2 separate regions of the Homo sapiens genome follow, and region 2 is linked to region 1. Evidence: chromatin loops called from intact Hi-C (ENCODE). Cell type or tissue: natural killer cell. All regions are shown on one strand. Each heading gives the region's core, and the rest is flanking DNA. Links, peaks and the distances in the headings are about the cores only. Region 1 has its middle 110 kb from the start of RAB27B. Region 2 has its middle 24 kb from the start of RAB27B.

Region 1 (10,273 bases), core at 1,328-9,327:
TCAACACCCATCAACCAGTGTGTTGGTGGTTTCTGGGGAAATAAGCAAAATTAATAACATCTGCATCTAACAAAGATCCTAGCTGAGGCTTGCTCTTTAGAAGATTCGGAAACAATTCTTTCTTTTTCTGTTGTCTGTGGAAGTGCCAGTCTTTTCTCCCTCAACTCTGTGACAGAATTCACCCAAAAAATTTAAAGAAAGCGGTACAGGAGTGGTAAAACAATCAAATACTTGTTTGTTGGATGAAGTATTTGAAGGAGTTAGTTCATAAAGTTGTAGCACTTCGTAAGTCATCATGGAAATTAAATTCTTCCATAGTGTCATAGAAAGTCAACATATATCATCTCATTTTTCCTCTTGTCAAAATTCTATAACGTTTTATGAAACGGGCTCCAAGGGTAAATTTCTCAAGATTTCAAAGTTTCAGAATGACACAGAATGGATTTAAACTGCAGCAGGTTTGCTTCTAAATCCACACACTTGCTGTTGTAGCACCGTGCCTCTCATTATCTGGCTAACTTTTTCACCTGGATCCCTGATGATACATCACTTTTTCAGGAAGTCTTCCAAACAACCCTAACTGAAAATGCCACAAAGCCATTCCTTATCACAGTATCCTCTTTTAATTTTCCAGTTAGCACTCATCAGATATATTCTGGTTTATTTAATTGGCAATAAATTATAGTAATAATAACAACATAATTTTAGTAACAATGCATTTGGTTAATAATATTTAATTGCTTGCTTTTTGCCTCTATTCCTTCACAAAATGATGGAAACTGTGCAAGGGGGGACATAACTTGTTTACTGCTCCAACTCCCATACTTGCAATACAGCAAGAGATCATTAATACATATTAATGAAAAATAATTCAAAGACATTAATTGCTGTGTCCAAAAAATGTTACACTGATTCCAGCCTGCAAACTCCAACGTTCACTATTATGTGAAAGAGCAAATCTTATTTGCAATTTAAACATCTGTGAAATCATGATTAATATTTATCAACAAGTTTCCTTAGCGTTAACTTCCTCCCTATCAACTAATATATTTAAGGGAAAAGGAGTGAAGGTATATTAATCGTCTCCCATGTTCACATCAGTTATAGTTGTGTCAACCAGGAGGGACAAGTTAAAGCAATGTTTTGGATAAACTTGCATATCAACAAATGTATGAACACATTGCGTATGTGTCCTTTACACTCAAAAACTGAATCTCATATATTTAAAAGCTTTCTGCATATCTATAAACTTATTTCTTTATAAGTAACATCCAGTTCTGGAAACAACAAAACCTTTTCTCTGGAGAAAAACTTCTTCCCAAACTATATGATGGATAATAACTTTCCCTTTGGCCAAACTCCAACAAAATACATAATTTGTGCCTCCCAGTTCACACAACTATAACTGATGTGGAGATGACACATCACTTACATACTCTCATTTTCTTTCCTTTAAGTCTTTTATTTAAGGGGAAATCATAATGGGAAAATCTCAAGTTACATGTAATTCCTATTTATTGTGGCATGTGTATGTGGCCAACAGATTCTTAAAAACTCATATTAGAATTGGAATTATCTTTCATGACAAATAAAAAAGGACCGTTTGTTATTCTTCCACATTTCTTTTTCTCATCCATTCAGTAAACACTGTCTCCCACAGGTCTACCATTGGTCCCTGGATGACTTATTGCATTTTTCTGTGGTTTCTACTAGGAGATATATTTTCTTACTTATACAGATGCTCAGAAAAAGAAATTTGAAAAAGCAAACTGCAATACTAGAATAATTTTGCTGATACTTCTTCCTTTATGTTAGCTTCTTCTGGATGGCTTAGTACTGTAAATGCTATATTTTTCTATGTAGAAATAATGTAAAATCTGTCTTTTAGAAATGTCTAAGTATTCTATTCATGAAAGAATTTCTGTTAGGGAATATTGTCTGTCTTTTTGGATGGAAAAGTACTGCTGTTGGTGAAATCGGTGGAATGAGATTTACTATTTATTGGAACTATTTTTGCTAAAAATATGCATGTTAAAATCCATCTGTTAGAAATGTCAACCTTAACACTACCAAGTAAATCTGTATAATATTGATATCTACCTGAATCTCTTGGGCTGCAAGACTTTTCAAGGCCTTGGGATAACCTCAGGCATCAAACTCATTGACAAAGTAGTGATTGTACATTCTAACAAATTCATTTTAGCCTTTACATTTTATTTCTTAGCTTAAGTCCCATTTGTTTGCTAGTAATTCTGAACTTCTGCTAAGCACTGTGCCAACTGTCTTCATTTGATTAGGTCAAGCCAGTGGACTTAATTTTAGGACTTAAATTCAGGAAGAAAGTTCAAAATTCATGTCCTGAAAAGTGTGTCTGTCAAATTCTGAATAAAAACATACTTCTTGGGACTTTTTCCCCTATCATCATTGAATTCAATGAATCTTTATACTTAACATAAAATGAAGTTATTTAAAATTATTAACAAGACATGTGTAATGATGAGTCTGACATGAAACTGAAGTTTAAGGCTGCAAATCATTATATGATGGGTAGGAATTTTCAAAACTAAGTTTTAATTTGAAGAATTGAGTCATCTTTACAGACTTGGAATATAGGAAGCATTTTAAAAAGAGAAAGGAGAAAACTTTAATAACACAAAGTTTATGAAGATATGTAATATACACAAACTTGAAAATAAATTGTAGGTGCACCAATGCAAAAATAGGTTTAAAAAATTACTTTTGCCCAGAAACTAATGAAAGTTTACTACCACCCCCAATCTAATTTCCCTAACTTCCTTCAGAAGCAAATCACTATCTAGAAAAAATGACTTTCTCTGCCTAAGAAATGTTATATAGCAATATAAACATGTTTTCGATATATTTATTTTCATTTGCTACAGATACTGCAAGTTAATAATTACAATCATTAGTAATTTTAGTTACATTTAAAAAGTATAGGTAGCATACCTATATAGTAAATATTATATCAGAATATTCAAAATATTTAAAAAACAGTAAAGTAAAACTTAGTCTCTTTCTCCCTCATATCCTCTGCCCCTCTTTTGTTTACCAAATAAAGAGTGTTAAGGGAACTATAGATACATTTTCAAAACTTTGATACCTAAACACTTTGAAATCACATTTAGGATATTTCAATATATCAAATACAAGAAACTTAAACATATACTTTTTTGAACCATTAGAAGTATTTTAAAAATTATTTAACAAATGTTTTTCATTAAAGTCACACTTTTAATGTTGATGCCTTGCATTGTGTCTTAGTTAAATATTTTCTTTCCTGAAATAAATTTTGTTGGTACTGTTCATCTTACAATGAATTTTATCTTACATGTTTATCTTACCATGAATTGTCCACTAGCAGAACTCAATATTTTGTTCATTTATGAATACACTTGCCTATTACATTTTGGCATAATGTATACAAATTTAAACTAATTACTGTGGTCAAAACCACATCTAACAGTTTGGGAAGGCTTTAAAGTATTAAAAGAGCCTTGAATGCATAAAATTGGCACCAAGGCTCTTAAAAAGCACCTTCAATTGATTTGTAAAATACTCAAAAAGAATTTTCCATCTCCCCCATAAAATCATAATCATTTGGGTTTTCTAATAGCAAACTACTCTCTTATCATGCATAATCAAAATTATTTTTGAACAGGAAAAAAGAATCTTAGATTAGCATTGTTTTTTAATGTTTCTGTGTGCCATCTACTAGCTGTGGTATTGAGTCAGGAAAAAGTATATGGTATATGGTTAAGAAAAAGCAAACTAGATTTCTCTTCAGTGGCTTTACACTGTGGGGCACCAAATGACTTAATAGCTTTCTGGCAGTCTACATCTATGATAGGAGTATTTGCAGAAATAAAGAAAGCATAAAAAGACTCCAACACTGCACCATGGCAATGATTAGAAAGGACAGTCTTTGAGCTTTGAAAACAGAAAGCAGAATCCATGCACGCAGTCTGCAGCCCTGAGCAAAATCTCTTTCCCATTCAAACTCAGTTGCAAACCCAGCTTCTCTTGCAAACCCACAGGCTGGAAGAGGAAACCACAGCCACTCCAAAGTAGAGTTTCAGGCCCATCATTAGCGGTTTCTGTCACCATCTAGTTGCATTTCCTTTATGAATGAAATATGCAGATGGCATCTCACATTGGCTCTTTCAACGAAGAAGAGGAAGGTCAAGAGACACGACTAATACAGCCAACACATTAGAGATCTGTGACCAACGTACTCACACCTCCAAACGCCTCCAGATTGCAGCCTCTGGAAATATCTAGCCCATTTCTTTATGGCACTGTTGCTTCGATCAGCTGTGGAAATTAACATAAAATAATATAGTAACCCAATAGGTGCTGGACAGCATTTCAGAGCATCATATTAAGGGAACACTAAAGGCACGTGACAGTATTCAAAGCCTGAGTGATAAATAGCAAGTAAATACCTTCTAATCGAACAGAAGGGGGAAGGATGCTGAGCCGATACTGATGCTGCCTGCTCTCTTCCTGTGTAACAGCAAAGGCGGCTCAGTCCCTCTGACAGGCTGTGAAGCGTGGCTGCCTATCGGCTCCTGGGCGGTCCTAGTGCCTGCGCCAGGTTAGCACACAAGGTAGCTCCAAAGAGCCTCCCTGTTTCTGGTGATTCTTCTAATGATTATCACCAAAGATTTTCAGGGATGTCAGCCAGCTAAGCATCAGGGCAGTGGGGTTTGGGTTTGGGAAAAATGATCAGTAAATAGAGTTTGCTACTGTCAATCAGACACTGCTGTTGAAACCAAAAAGGATTATAGATGATCTTGTCTGTTAAATAAATGATGCTCATGAAAATGTTGAAGCCAGAGGGCTGTTAAAAAGAAAACTAATTTGATAATATCCTATATCTACTAAAATCCATGTGTTTTGTTTTCTTTTTTCCATGTTTAATGTGTAAGGGAAAAAAATTAAGAAGTAGGAGGTTTTCAAAGTCTGATATATTTACGTAACTATTTGCAAAAAGTGTTTGCTAAAAGCCTAAAAAGTCCGTTAGTAGCTTATGCTGTTCAAACATTTAAAATGAAATAAATGCAAAAACAAACAAAATTGAGACCTCCAGAAACTTATTCTATAAAAGAGACAAAACGTTCAAGTGTCACTTCATGTAAACGCCACTCTTCATCTTTCTCTATTCATTCCCCCCACCTTTTCCCCATCATGACATTTATATTTTGTAATTTAGTTATTGTTGAACTCCCCTGCAATGTAGTATCTGTGAAGGAATCTGTTCTACTGACTTTTTTTTTTTTTTTTTTTTTTGAGACAGGGTCTTCCTCTTGTCACTCAAGCTGGTGTGCAGTGGTGCCATCTCGGCTCACTGCAATCTCCTTCTCCCAGGTCAAGCAATTCTCCAACCTCAGCCTCCAGAGTAGCTGGGACCAATGGTGTGCCAGCATGCTTGGCTAATTATTTGTATTTTGGGTAGAGATGGGATTTCACCATATTGCCCAGGCTGGTCTCGAACTCCTGAGCTAAAGCAATCCACCTGCCTTGGCCTCCAAAGTGCTGGGGTTACAGGCATGAGCCACTATGCCCAGCCTCTATTGACTTTGATAAAGTAACCCCTGGAAGATTACCCAGCATGCAACAGGCCCTCAGTAAATATTTGTGAAAAGATAAATGAGGCAGTAAGCTGAGAAATTACACTATAGAATACGGGTACAGAAGTTAATCTTGTAAGTGATTAAATTCAATTTAGCATACTTCTCTGCACAACTACTTTTAATAAGGGACTGTGCTAAGTATATGTTTGCCTCTAAGGAGCTTATAATTTTTTATTTTTTATTTTTTTGAGTCGGAGTCTCACTCTATTGCTGAGGATGGATTGCAGTGGTGCAATCTCAACTTACTGGAGCCTCCTGCCTCTCAGGCTCAAGCAATTCTTGTGTGCACGCCATGCCCAGCTAATATTTGTACTTTTAGTAGAGACAGAGTTTCACCATGTTGGTCAGGCTGGTATTGAACTCCTGAGCTGAAGTGATCTGCCCACCTTGGCCTCCCAAAGTGCTGGGATTACAGGTGTGAGCCACTGTGCCCAGCCAGGAGCTTATAATTTAAATATAGAGAAAAATATTAGTGTATGTGTATAATCAAATAATTACATGTACATAAAATACTTGCCATAAAAGAATGGACAATGTAAGTCAGAATATGCTATATTTGCTAAGGGCTTCTATGTCTGGATGTTATGAGTATGGAGTGGAACTGGGCAATTGGGTTTGAGAATTCAACCCAACTGATTTCTTTTTTTCCCCAGAGTACATAGAGTTCAGGTGGCAGTGGGCAGGTTGGTACAGAAGGGACTAGAATATGGAAAGTGAACTCTAGTAAGATTGGTTAGCAGAGTAAATACCAGTACTAAGACAGGTGAAGACAGGGAGTACAGGTACAGGTATGTGGGCACTGTAGGCCCTGGATCAAAGCCTCACATTGGCAAGTAGTCATCAGGAGAGTGTTCCTCTCCACCAAGAGATGGTTGCCTTCCAGAGCAGGGAGGGCAGCTCATACCTTGTGGTCCAGGCATTCAGACCACAGGATGAAGTGTAGTAGCAGTAACAAGGTATATCAGCCCATAACAAGGCAATGTGCCATTGAGGCTGAGGCTCAGGGCTTCTGAGGGAAGGAGAGAAAAAATCAAGGTAAGACTCTTGCTGTGGAGAACTCAAGGCTAGTGTTTCTCATGGAAAAAGTACAGATCCAAAAGGCATGGGGTGAGACTGAACCCAACCACAAGGGACAGTGATGTTTTTATAGGATCTAAGGATCCAGAAATCAACCTGTTTGTCATGTGCAGGTCAAACAGCTTTGACTGTGGTTGGACAACTTCAAGACTAGGGAGCCATGTTGATGACTAGAGTCAGGTGAACCCAGAGTGATTAGTGATCAATGAAAGAATGCCTCGTTGAGGCCTGAGGATTGTGGTTTGCTTATCCACTGCACTTCTTTCCACTTCTTCCTAATTCAGCATGTTTTCTGAAATGAGACTTTTTTTATTTTTAAAGAAGTTGATCAGCACCAAAGGACACTAATGTACCCTCAATTAGATCCTTGTTATTACAAAGTGGTGAATGGGCTGGACTGCAGAAGGGGAGTGGCTAGTGTGTGAGGGAGGCAATGCCCCACCATTAAGCATTTCTCTGTAGCTACTGATTTTTATAATATTGGAGAGCTCCCTGAGAAACAAAGCACTATGTCCATGATTGGGCCTCAGACATACACTGACATGTCATCTGTGCAATGACTCCAGGTGGAGAGAAGAAAAGTGAGGCTGCTGAGAGACATGTCACCATAAATCAGAAGGATCCCAGCTTGAGGAAACAGACCTCACCACAGGACCTGCGGGTAGAGGGGAGTGGTGGGTCTTTGTAGATCTTTGTGACTGAGATGGACATGATTGTAATAGAAAAAGACTCCATACAAACTGAAAACCCTAAGATACTGCAATAGACTGAATATTTGTGTCCCCCCAGAATTCATATGTTGGGATTCTAACCCTTAATGTGATGGTTTCAGAATGTGGGGGTCATTGAGAGATTAGGTCATGAGGGTAGAGCGCTAATGGGTGGGATTAGTGTTCTTATCAAAGAGACTCGCAAGAGCTCTCTCACCCACTTTCTGCTATGTGAGGATCGAAAGGGAAGTGGGCAGCCTACAACTCAGAAGAGAACCCTCAGCAGAACCTGACTGTGCTGGCACTCTGATCTTGGACTTCCAGCCTCCAGAACTGTGAAAAGAAAATTTATGTTGTTTATAAACCACCCAGTCTACACTTTGTTACAGAAGCCTGAATTGACTAAGATAGATAGCTCATAAACTCTGTAGTATTTTGGCCCTGAGAAAACTTGAAATGTGTGGGTGCTGTTATCCTCTTCCCTTTCAGTCTGCTTGGCTCACACAGGTGTGTTGAGATTCAGTGCCTGGAAGAATCACTGGGGACCCCCATCAGGTCAGGAACTGCTGGTTCTGCAGGGACAGCTGTGTCACAGTGCCCAGGTTTGTAAAGGGGGGTGCTGGTATCACAGATCTTGGGCTCAACTTGCCAAAAGCCAATGGTGACTATAAGAACAGTGTGACTTGGACCAGTCTGTGGCTTTTCAAGATGACTGTGCAGTGAAGGACATTGTAAGGAGCTGGAATTCATGGATGAGCCGGTGAAGGGGGGCTCAGATCCTGTGGGATTGGTTATCAATTATATGTGACCTTATGTGTACTCACGTGCTAGTGAATTGTGGCAGTCAGGTGCCATATGCAAATGTATCTGTTATAGAATAGAGTGGGATAATCACTGACTTTGGGACTACAGACCTGGATTTAAATCTGACACTTTGTGCTTCCATATAGTTTAATAAGTAGTACTTCATAGGCTTCTTGTGATGACCCCATGTCAACTACATTTAAAGGCCTAGCACAGAATAGCTCCCCATTACAAAAAGAAAACCTGCCGGGCACGGCGGCTCACGCCCGTAATCTCAGCACTCTGGGAGGCCGAAGTAGCTGGATCACCTGAGGTCAGGAGTTCAAGACCAGCCTGGCCAATATGGTGAAACCCCATCTCTACTAAAAATTCAAAATTGGCCGGGCGTGGTGGCACATGCCTGTAATCCCAGTTACTCGGGAGGCCAAGGAAGGAGAATCACTTGAACCCGGAAGACAGAGGTTGCAGTGAGCTAAGATCATGCCATAGCACTCCAGCCTAGGCAACAAGAAGAAAACTCCATCTCAAAACAAAAAAAAAAGTGTTTCTTTTTAGAAAAGGAAACCACTATATTTAGTAGCATAAAGCCAAAGGCTGCCACTCTGGAGATGTGCAGCATTGATAACAGCAATGACTTTCAAGCTTCTTTCACTTTGAAACTTTACAAAGTGAATCTCAGTTTCTTCATAAGTATAATCCAGTAATAATACCTCTGCAAAGAGTTTGTTTAGGATTAGATAGGATCATACATGCAGAGTGCTTAGCATGAATATTCTATACGTGGATCAAGGAATGGTTAAATAAATTGTGGTGGTTATTAAAATAAAACAGAACCTCTACCTCTTCAAGGTGATACAGGAGGAGGGTAGAGAAATGCTGGGTAGAGAAAGGCAGGTCCCTGGCTAGGGCCCTAGCCCCACAGACCTAGGTGAGGACAGGCACTTCTGCCTTTGTGCCCAAATGTTGCATTTTCCAAGACCACCCTGGCCCACCACACCCCTCTCTTGGGCCTATAAAAAGCTGAGACCCTAGCAAGGCAGAGATGAAAGCTGCTGGAGGGCGAGAGGAAAACATCAGTGGAAGAAGACAAGCTGCTGGACATCAAGAGGACACGGAGGGAGCATGCCGGCAGAAGAGCACACCAACAAACGCTGGCACACTGGCAGGCCATCCACCTGCAGGAGAGGCGGAGTTTGGCATGTGCCTGAGCGGCCCAACTCCAGGGGAAAACCGTCTCCCTTCTGGCTCATCCAGCAGTGAAGAGCTATTTCCACTCAATAAAACTTGGCACTCATTCTCCAAGCCCACCTGTGATCCGATTCTTCTGGTACACCAAGGCAAGAACCCAGGATACAGAATGCCCTCTGTCCTTGTGACAAGGTGTAGAGTCTAATTGAGCTGGTTAACATAAGCTGCCTATAGACAGCAAACCAAGAGAGCACCCTGTAACACAAACCCACTGGGGCTTCAGGAGCTATAAACATTCATGCCTAGACACTGCAGTGAGGTTGGAGCCCCACAGCCTGCCTGTCTCTGGGCTCCCCTAGAGTTTTGAGCAGCAGGCACTGAAGAAGCGAGCCACACCCCCATCACACACCCTGCTAGGGGAACAAGGGAACATTTCCCGTTTCAAAGGCATATAAAATGTGAATCATGTGCTTTCTGGATTCATGTAGTAAGAGAAATTTTCTGTCTCAAAACAAGTGTGTCATGCTTTTCATGACCTGGGGTGATCAAATGCTTAGAATAATAACACCAAGTAACATGACTCATCTAAGAAAAAGATATGAGATGAAACTATACTACATTATACTACATTGCAAATGCATTTCTTACCAGCCCCACCGTTCTTTTAAATATTTGAATTCCACAATATATTCAACATCTTGTGTGACTATGTTATTTGTATCAACACTGAGAATAATTCATATTTGTAGATAGAGTAAAGCTCTTTTAAAGAAGCTTCAATAAATCATCATTGCCATCACTTTTGCCTCACCCCCAGTCCCAATGCTCCTCATTTTAACC
Region 2 (10,273 bases), core at 1,160-9,159, 88 kb before region 1:
CTCATGTGGTATATTTTCAATAATATTTTCAGATCAATTGTTCTCAAAACTTCAATTTATGCAAATGCTGAAAAGCTGAACAGTCAGAATAATAAAATTATGATTATTTAAATTCTTAACAGTAAAACATAACTGTTTACACTTTTAAAAAGTCAGCACAATTCAAAATATCATTAGCTGTACATGAATGCGTATATTGTCTACAAAGCAATTAAGAAAGGATAGCCCAATTTTCCAAGAAATTAATCTTAATGTAGGATCTGTTTAACAACATCCATACTTAATTTTTGAAAAGCATCTTACATAGTCTCTGGCATGTAGGTGGATTCTCAATAAATGTGGAATTGTATTAAATGGGTAATTTATTTATAATCAATTACATTTACTTAACTAAAGCATTTCCTAACAGGTTTGCCTCCAAACACTTGGTTTTGACTTATGCATTAGCTAAAACTTTCCTTCATTAATGAGCTATAATAAGTCTCTTCAAATTTCATTGGCTTGAACCAATGTTTATTCTCTTGCTCACCCATCTGTGGATTGGCTGCAACTTAGGTGACCTAGTCTGTGCTCCAGTTTCCAGGATTCACCTCGCAGGTTGAGTTCAAGTCTGTCCCACATGTCTTTCCTCCTCCTGGGACTAGGTGCTCCCTGAGGCATGTGGTCTGCTCCATAGTTCTCACTCTGGGGCCCAGGTTTATAGGGGTAGCAGCTCTTCAGTGCATACTCTACTGGTGGTAGACTTCAGAAGCAACCAGATCGACAAACTGAACAGACAAAACTCTTAATACCCATGCTTGAAACTGATGCTATTTGTAGTCACGTACCACTGTTCAGAGCAAGTCATGTGTCCTATCTAACAACAATATGTCAAAAAGTATAATTATTCCCTGAGGCAAGGTGGGAGGGTGTCAATGTTTCCTAGATAATCATGTAACCTATTACAACTTTCTACTAGAAACTGGAAAAATGCTCAAGAAAATACAATTCAGTGACACAAATTCAATGGGGGAAAATTTCAACCAAAGAATTGATCATGTACTAATTGCACTGTCAACTGTCTTTCCTAAGGAAAAGTTCTTCTGTGGACACTGGGTTACATCTTTTCACTGTGGCCTCATCTTAGCAGCATGGCTTTCCTTTAGTTTTCCCTTTGCAATTTTTCATAATTTCTGGTATGTTAAAGGTTCTTCTCATTTTTTAGCACAGCTAGATATCTATTATTTTCCATATTTTTCTGTTTTTAATAATTCATATTTATTCTGTTCATTTAGTGATATGGGGAGTCTTTAACTGTATGTATCAATTTGGAAACTGGAAGTCTGTAAGGCATGTGTGTATATGTATGTGTGTGTACACATGATCATTATTTTACATTTTTTACTATAGACTGGAAAACAAATTGATTTAGATTTGTCAATAAAGAACTGAATGATCAATCGTAAACTAACCTTTTTAGCATACTCACATGGATATCGGCTTTGTTTGAACAAGTTGACACATGTCATCTTTATTTGTGGAGGCTGATAATAAGAGATTTCTAATGTTCCTCAACATCTAGTAGTTCTCTACTTCTACATAAATGAGCGTTTACATTTCCTTGCCCTCTGAATTCTGGTTTGGCTATATGATTGGTTTTGGCCAAAGAAATATGTGCATAAGTGATGTGTGTCTCTCTCAGGGGAAGCATTTATGAGTTGGTGCACAGTGGGCCTCAGTGATCACGAGAGTGTGGATTGAATTGGAGATGCCATGAGACCACAGCAGCCTAGAATCCTGGCCCAACCTGTGGGGACTGCTGCCCTGGAGGGTCATCTGTACCAAGCCTGAGTAAGAGGGAAACTGATCAGATACAGGGAATGTGTGTTACCACAGCACCACTGGGCCTATCTAGAGGATTACAAACAATATGTAGAATCTTAAGCAGTAAACAATGAACAAAACTTAATTTTCAAAATTATATAATATGTAACTAGTTTTGTTTATGAAGGACACCTTCCTTCTATTATTATGGAAACTCCTCTGGCTAGTGTGTTATCAATGTTTAGCACCATAATTAGTGCAAAATTAACTCCTGCTTCAAAAGATACAAACAGACTGGAGACAACAAGATCTAAAAGACCAAGTAATATGGATTCCTACGTTCAGAGATAGATGATATCCCCTGAAGTGATGAAGTAATAAGGCAAATTTTAATGTCTCATGCTGTTTATGGAACTGCTTTTTTCTTCTAGCTCAGACACAGTGGTGTTCACAGTTTGTCCCCTGCCAGCACAGAAGTATCCCATTTTCAGAATTTACCTACACATGTCAAGTGTAGATCAAGGGCATAGTAAACTTGATCAGTTCCCCAGTGAATGTTCAACAGGAAAACTACCAAAACATCACTAACAAGAAATTACAGATGGTACTTAAATACCACAAAGGTGTCATTCCTTATAAATATTCACTATTAATGAGTTGGGCTTGTTTCCATAGCTGGCAACCAGATGATACGCATATTGATAGAGCTAAGAAATGAGCTGGTTGTGTCAAAGGCTGGAGACTTAGTGATGAGTCAAGTTATCATGTTCAATCCTGTAAAGCTCCAAGTTCCCGAGGAGATTATGTCCTTAAAACAAGAAGGTAAGGACTTGTTTAAAGCTTGTCCAACACTTCTGCCCACTGCTAAAAGCTGAACCCTCAAGGAAAGGTTTATGCTCAAAGTCAGTGCCCATAAAGACATGCAAAGACTTTTTCCCAAAATACTGATGCAGCATGTGATGGTGATACCTCAGAGCAGGAAAAAATACTGAAATTAAAACTAAAGGCTAGTTAATTTTACTAAACCACAAAAAGCGGTTCTGCATTTCAAAATTAGCTTAGGCCGGGCGCGGTGGCTCATGCCTGTAATCCCAGCACTTTGGGAGGCCAACGCCGGCAGATCACAAGGTCAAGAGATTGAGACCATCCTAGCCAACATGGTGAAACCCCATCTGTACTAGAAATACAAAAATTAGCTGAGTGTGGTGGCGTGCACCTGTAGTCCCAGCTACTCAGGAGACTGAGGCAAGAGAACCTCTTGAGTTCTCCTGGTTGCAGTGAGCCAAGATTGTGCCACTGGACTCCAGCCTGGACACACAGTGAGACTCCATCTCAAAAAATAAAAAAATAAAGAAAATAAAATTAGTTTAATATGTGGTCAACTGTATTTACTCAAACCTACTCATTTTTGCTTTAAGTGACTTAGAATGTTTATGTATGATATTGAGCAAGTTGGTATTGATATAATTCTTCAATTTTTTTTGAATGTTTTTCTTGCTAGTTGTTAACATTTTAAATATGGTGTTAATGACTCATGTTTTCCATCCACTTAACCATCTCAGCTTGATAGTAACTAACATAACATCCTGAAAGCCAATCTAACCATCCTGTTTTACACTTGAAAGATGTTATGATACAATATCAAACATAAACATTCTAAGTCACTTATATTTATGTGATTATATATATAAATAATATATAATTGTGGCTTATATATATAATTACATATATAATCATTACTAACATTCTTGGACCCATTTCTTTATCCATTTATTTATTTATATATATCATTATATATAAATATATAACATATATTATATATATGTATTCATTTGGCTACATATACTTGAAATCAAAGTGAAAAGATATAAAAAGAGAGACTGCTCCTCGAACCAGTCTCCTATGCTTCCCATACAGTAACACACCATAGAGCTCCATGTCATACCACACACCAGGCTGCATCTCCCTAAGAGGAGGGCAGTTCTGCATTAAGCAGATGATTCAGATACTAGCCAGTTTCCAGTCCTTGACCAAAGGCTAAGTACACTGCTTATCTGTGCTGGCTGTCAACATATTTCAAAAACTGTGACTCTCCACAGAGCACAGGATGTGGGTATCAGAACAAAAAAGGAAGCACTAGCACAATGTTTTATATCTTTAAAGGAAATCCCATGGGTTGCAAGCAGATCAAATGGACTAAGTATATCATTCATATTTTCACAATGGGTCATGATGAAACAGCTAAATTAGAAGCTATACAATTGAGTGACCTGGTACAAAAATGAGCACATGGTTTCACATGAATTGGGTTTGTCTCAACTTACGAGTAATCAATGTATGATTTTGATGGAGTGGTACTTGCATTTGAGGACTTAAATTATAATTTCCAGTGGAATAAAAATTAAATGCTTCTCTGAGGCATTTTTATTACTCTATATAAGATCCAATCTTCTGAAACCTGATCTTCAAAGTAGGAACTTAAGTTTCGTACAATAACTAAAACAAATGCTTGGTGAATGATGCATTAACCTCAAGAAGACATTCAACTCTATTAGTGATTCTTAAGAACCTGTACTGTACTTTCAAGACATAAATAACACATGATTCCTGAACTCACAAATTACCTATGCTAGAATTTTCACATCAACACTACTGGATCGTAGTCTTTTCAAAGAGGGAAGTCTTCAATCACAAAGGACAAAGTTGCTCATGAATTCTCTAAGTATATAGAGAAAATTACCACCATTTATTGTTGTGAACATTGTTTTTGTGCTTTGTATATGTACCTAGAAAGTACCCTGACATTTTAAATAGGAAGACATAAATTTCTACAAGCACAGAAAAAGGAAAGTATGAAGTTTTAACATTATACAGTCTTTGAAGGAATAAATAAACCAGAAGGAAAAGAGATCCAGACCCAGAGTAAATCTTTTTGTAGTGTTTTCTAGCATAGCCTTTCCCACGGATGAATGCCACAGTGACCCCTTAGTCTACGAGAGTTGTCTTCCAGCTACATCCCTGGCACTTGATAAGATTCCCACTTGCTGTCTGTGATGCCAACCAGAGCTGAGTGTAAGGGAAGTGTGCAGAGTGCCTCATGTCCCTGGAAAGGCTTTGCTGAGGCTCTTAACTCGCTGAGGCTCTAGGGAGGATGCTCAGAGTGCCCTTGGATTAAGGAGACCTCCAGAAACCTCCCTGTCAGCTTGGGCACATCATGCAATGGTGGAGAGCAGTCAAAAATTAAAAAAAGAGGAACAGAAAACTAAAAAAAAAAAGGAAGGAAGGCAGGAAGGCAGAAAGAAAGAGAAAGAAAGAAAGAAAGAAAGAAAGAAAGAAAGAAAGAAAGAAAGAAAGAGAGAGAGAAAGAGAAAGAAAGAAAGAAAAAAGAAAAAAAGAAAGGAAGGAAGGAAGGAAAGAAAAGAAACCTTTTCAAAGATATATAAAAAGAGTGACCACAGCAGAAAGAAACTCTCATATACCTCACCCAGAGATCCCATTTCCCATTCAAGTTTGGCCAGTTGTCTGAAAAATATCTTCCAGAGCAAAAGGATTCAACTCCAGTTCTGGATCATGTATTACACTTAGTTTTCATGGCTCTTAATTTTTGTTTAGTATAGAACCACTCTAAAGTCCTCCTTTGACCCTCATGATCTTGACACCGTTGGAGATTACAGGCCAATTGAATTAGTCTGTTTTCACACTGCTGATAAAGATACACCCGAGCATGGCAAGAAAAAGAGGTTTAATTGGACTTACAGTTCCATGTGGCTGGGGAGGCCTCCAAATCATGGCAGGAGGCAAAAGGCACTTCTAACTTGGTGGCAGCAAGAGAAAATGAAGAAGAAGCAAAAGCAGAAACTCCTCATAAACCCATCAGATCTCACAAAACTTATCACAAGAATAGCATGGGAAAGATTGGTCCCCATGATTCAATTACCTGCCCCTGACCAACATGTGGGAATTCTGGGGTATACAATTCAAGTTGAGATTTGGTGAGGACACAGTCAAACCATACCACCAGTTATTTGGTTGAATGTCCTTCAGTTTGGATGTTTCCTTATCATTAGATTAGCTGCTCTTTCCTAGAAGTCAAACTTTAATGTGCATAGGCATCTCATGGAGAATTTAAATTGTAGATTCTGATACAATAAGACAATAGTTCTGCATTTCTAACAAACTCCAAGGCCATCAATGGGACTGACCACATAATTAATAGGAAGAGCCCCATAAGACACCAATCAAGAAGAGGGAGAAATAATCAGGACTGATTATCCACCTTCCCCCTCATCAGGACTAATCCCACGATCCTTTGTGACAATTTAATAAAGTCACTTCCAAAACTCCAAACTTTCCTAATCATTGATTTCACCACTAGAAATTCCAAACTTCCAGAACTATTGATTCTCCTATTCCTAAATGAACCCCCAAACCTGTCCTAACCAAATTATCATCAACCCAGTGAGTGGTTCCATCATCCCCCCAGTTGCTTAAGTCCAAAGCCAAGAAATCACCTCTGATTCTTCTCTTTTGCTCAACTCATACTGCCAGTCCAGCAGAACCACCTAACTCCAAGACATATCCCAAGTCTGTTCACTTCTATTTGTCTCTACTGTTCACAATGTATTGCATATCATCATCCATCATCTCTTGCTTGCACTACGCTGTAATTTCCTGATTGGTCTAACTGCTTCCATTCTTGACCCCCTCCACCCAGAAGCCAGGGAGAGCTTTGAAAAATAAGGTAAGTCAGGTTCCACTGCCTGAAACCTCTACTGTCTACTGATCATGTTTAGGGGAAAACACAAATGCAAACTGCTCATTTTGTTCTCAAGGATCTTTGGGATTGTTCTCATGCCCTCTTGCTTGCTGCACTCTGGCCACACTGGCCTTCTTGTGTTTTCTCTGATCTGTCAAGCCTCATGCCCCTTCTGCCTGGCATACACTTCATCCTGAACATCACATAGCTTGCTACTTCCAACTCCCAATTCTGCTCAAAGTCATCTCTTAGGAGGACTTCCTACTGCCTTATCTGAAAGAGCTTGTTTTCCCAGTTTCTGTACTTCTCTATCTGCTATCTTTATTTATTTCATCATAAACATCATCACTATGTGAAACTATGCTATTTATTTTTTTCCTTGCTTAATTAGCATTCCTTTCCTCTTCTAGATATACATTCATAAGGAAAGAAATATTGTATTTCTTTTTTCACTCATGTATTTCAGCTTCAGTGCCAGTTATAACAAACTCAATAAATATTAACTGAATAAATGAATGAATAAATAAATACTACTTTAAATCAAAATGCTTATGTAAGCAAAGGACTGAATGGGGAGTTGGTAAAACTGCCACTCCTCACATGATTACTCACCATCGACAAAACCTTTCCAAAGCAGCACATGTCCCATTGACAAAGACTTGACATAGCCCATTCTCTTGCTACGTTGAAGAGCTTACCTAAAGTTTCACAGAATGACCCTGGTCCAGTTAGACTTTATAATGTCAATGTCCCCCATTCTAGCCAGGAAATTTTTCCTGACTTCTCCTAGTTTCAAGACAGCAAATTGAGCTTACATGTTTAAACTCTCTTTTGCCTTATATTCCATTGAAATAACTAAGGAATTTAGAAATAAGAAAATATCTCTAGCAGTTTAGGAAAATAGGGAAGTGTAAAATCACACATCAAGAAACCTTGAAAGATTTCAGGAGGGAATAGAGATGATTTGGCCTGAGAGAAAATCTCCCAGTTGCTGACCGTTCAGTCAAAACAGAAAGGAGCAATCTTGGACATAAATTAAGAGATTACTGCAACAAGTCCTAGAAAAACGTTGACTCTTAAATCACCACATACCAGATACAAGAGCAGGCACTGAACCAGTGGGCAAAGTCCAGTGGAAAAGCTATGGCAACAGTGACAGTACCCCAAGCACTGGCTAACTTCAATTGTCCAAAGCAAAGGAACAAAGGAAGAAACTCAGCTCATCTCAGGAGTACAACCTCTGTGTCCTCCTTCTCCAAGGATTTCTACTACTAACAGTATCACAGGGGTGTGTGTTTTCTGTTCTAGCAAATATTGCAAAGATTGTATTTGCAAACAATGTAAAGATTATTTGAACTTGATTTCATTGTACCATGAATAACTTTGATCCCTCACTTTACTCCTTCACCTCTAACAAAAATGAAGGTTTTGTAGCTTAGATAATCCCATAGTCAAGTATCTTACTCAACAAGATGGACCAAGGTGCCTGATGGTTGATTGCTTCTGGCCTATGTATTCTGCAAGTCCATCAGCTGTTCCATCTCCTTCTCACAGGACCCAAATTAGAGCTTGTCCTCAATTCTCTGTAGCCCTCCTACACACTAAAAAAAATAGGACTGACAATTTTAATAGCGGATAGCAAAAAGTGACCTCCATAGTTGCTGACAGAGCCCATATCATCCACAGGTTTAACAAATCTAGATCAAAGGTCCCAAATCTTAAGGCAGTGGTTCTCACAGTGAGGCCACTGTCCTCCTCCTGTGGCAATGGCTGGTTATATTTTTGGTTGTCACAACTGGGTGGTAGAGTGTGTGTTACTAGTATCTAGTGGGTAAAAGCCAGAGATGTGCTAATCATCCTGAAATGTACTGGACAACTTCCCAAGCCCCAACAAAGAATCGTCTGGCTCAAAATGTCAACATGCCTGAACCTGATGAACCCTGCTCAATGGTCAACAGGCCTAGATGGGCAATAGTAAGTGTGAACCTGGCCATGAAGCAATAGGGCATCATGGGGAAGCTGGTGACCTGGGATACAGTGATGACAGATTTTCCAGTTTTTTAAGAGAGAGAAAGAGTCTAGGTTTTTAATAGTCATATACATTGTTGTAAATCAGTTTTATAGTTTTTTTTATAAATGTTGAAGATGAATTTTAGAATGTTGAAAAACTAAATTAAAACACAGGAATAGGCCAGGTGCAGTGGCTCACACCTGCAATCCCAACACTTTGGGAGGCCAAGATGGGTGGATTACTTGAGGTCAGGAGTTTGCAACTAGCCTGGCCAACATGGTAAAAAACCCCATCTCTACTAAAAGTACAAAAATTAGCCAGGTGTGGTGGCGTGCACCTGTAATCCCAGCTACTAGGGAATCTGAGGCAGGAGAATTGCTTGAAGCCAGGAGACGGGGGTTGCAGTGAGCCTAGATCATGCCACTGCACTCCAGCCTGGGCAACAGAGCAAGACTCTGTTAAAAAAAAAAAAAAAAAAAAAAAACACAGGAACAAAACAAATTTAAAAATTCAACAACTCCAAAAAATAAAATAAAATAAAATTTAGTGGTCTGGATCTGGCCCATGGATTGATGGTTTGCCATTGCAGATTTAGTACTTTACTTATTATATATGAGCTGATAATAACAGCATAATAAAGTCTGAGCACCCATGAGAGCAGACAGCAGTTAAAATGTGGGCATTATAATAACAGTAATAACCAGAGAAAATGACTACAATGGAAAAAAGTTAGTATAAACAAGAGGCTAATTTACAGCATCATATTCTTGGTGAGATTAGAGTTGGGGCTGGGAAGGTAAGCAGGAACAAAGTCTTAATATCTGTAATCTATAGCAGTATTTCAAATAGGTACTGCAAGGAATACTCCAATTAAAGTGTAGACAAAAATTACAAAAGGTACCTCTCAAAAGAAGAATGGCAAACAGTTGCAAGAGATGAATAGTTGTAATGACAATGAAGTCAATGCAAATTAAAATGAAATGGTCTTCATCAATTATACTAAAAAGGAATTAATGCCCAGTGCTGTGGAGCATTGGTGGGGAGGAGGAAGAGCACCACTAATGCAATCCTGGCAAATGTAAATGTTCTTTGCAATCTAGGCTTTGAATCACATTAAAAATGTATGCGTTCTTTCATGAACAAGTCTACATCTAGGGATTTATCTTAGGGAAATAATTGAACAGGTGGATACAAGTAAATACACAATTCTCTTCATTGTAACATGGTTTATAATAGCAAATAATTAAAAATAATTCCAATGTCCATTTACAATAGTTAAATATAATTTATTAACAACCACACAGTGTGGTGGTTTAGAGCTGCCAAAGGGAATGAACAAATCTATATATGGATGGAAGATAGATTATAATATTTTTATAAACTCAAAATATTATCAATGAATAAAACAGATGGAAGAGCTGAGGGACAGTTAGTTAAGTCTTTGAAAGAGAAGTTCTCACTAGTTCAAGTTCCTGTTGGTTGATGTCCTTACTGATTGTTTCTGTGTGGTGGGATAACGGTTATTCTCCTTAAAAAATCATTTTATTGGCTGGGCACAGTGGCTTACACCTGTAATCCCAGCACTTTGGGAGGCTGAGGCAGGCGGATCACAAGGTCAGGAGATCAAGACCATCCTGGCTAACAGACTATCCTGGCTAACACGGGTGAAACCCCGTCTCTACTAAAAATAGAAAAATTAGCCA

The links. A loop is a pair of places that touch in the nucleus more often than their neighbours do. Peaks named below come from ENCODE experiments on the same cell type or tissue, not always from the same donor. Only the 100,000 strongest peaks of a DNase experiment are listed, where the experiment ranks them.
Region 2: it touches region 1 in a loop (2.0-fold over the local background); 3 of 110 quality-filtered maps call a loop at or near these places.

Annotation. Positions count from the first base shown.
Region 1 is chr18:54,712,126-54,722,398 of GRCh38, reverse strand. It overlaps a transcript of RAB27B not described here. Among named protein-coding and RNA genes, the nearest start is that of RAB27B, 110 kb to the left of the region's middle. RefSeq lists a silencer at 9,767-10,061. In natural killer cell, for the core only: no CTCF peak of the experiment used is centred there; DNase peaks (open chromatin) are centred at 4,068 and 4,538; H3K4me3 peaks cover 629 bases.
Region 2 is chr18:54,799,790-54,810,062 of GRCh38, reverse strand. It overlaps a transcript of RAB27B not described here. Among named protein-coding and RNA genes, the nearest start is that of RAB27B, 24 kb to the left of the region's middle. In natural killer cell, for the core only: no CTCF peak of the experiment used is centred there; no DNase peak of the experiment used is centred there; H3K27ac peaks cover 328 bases.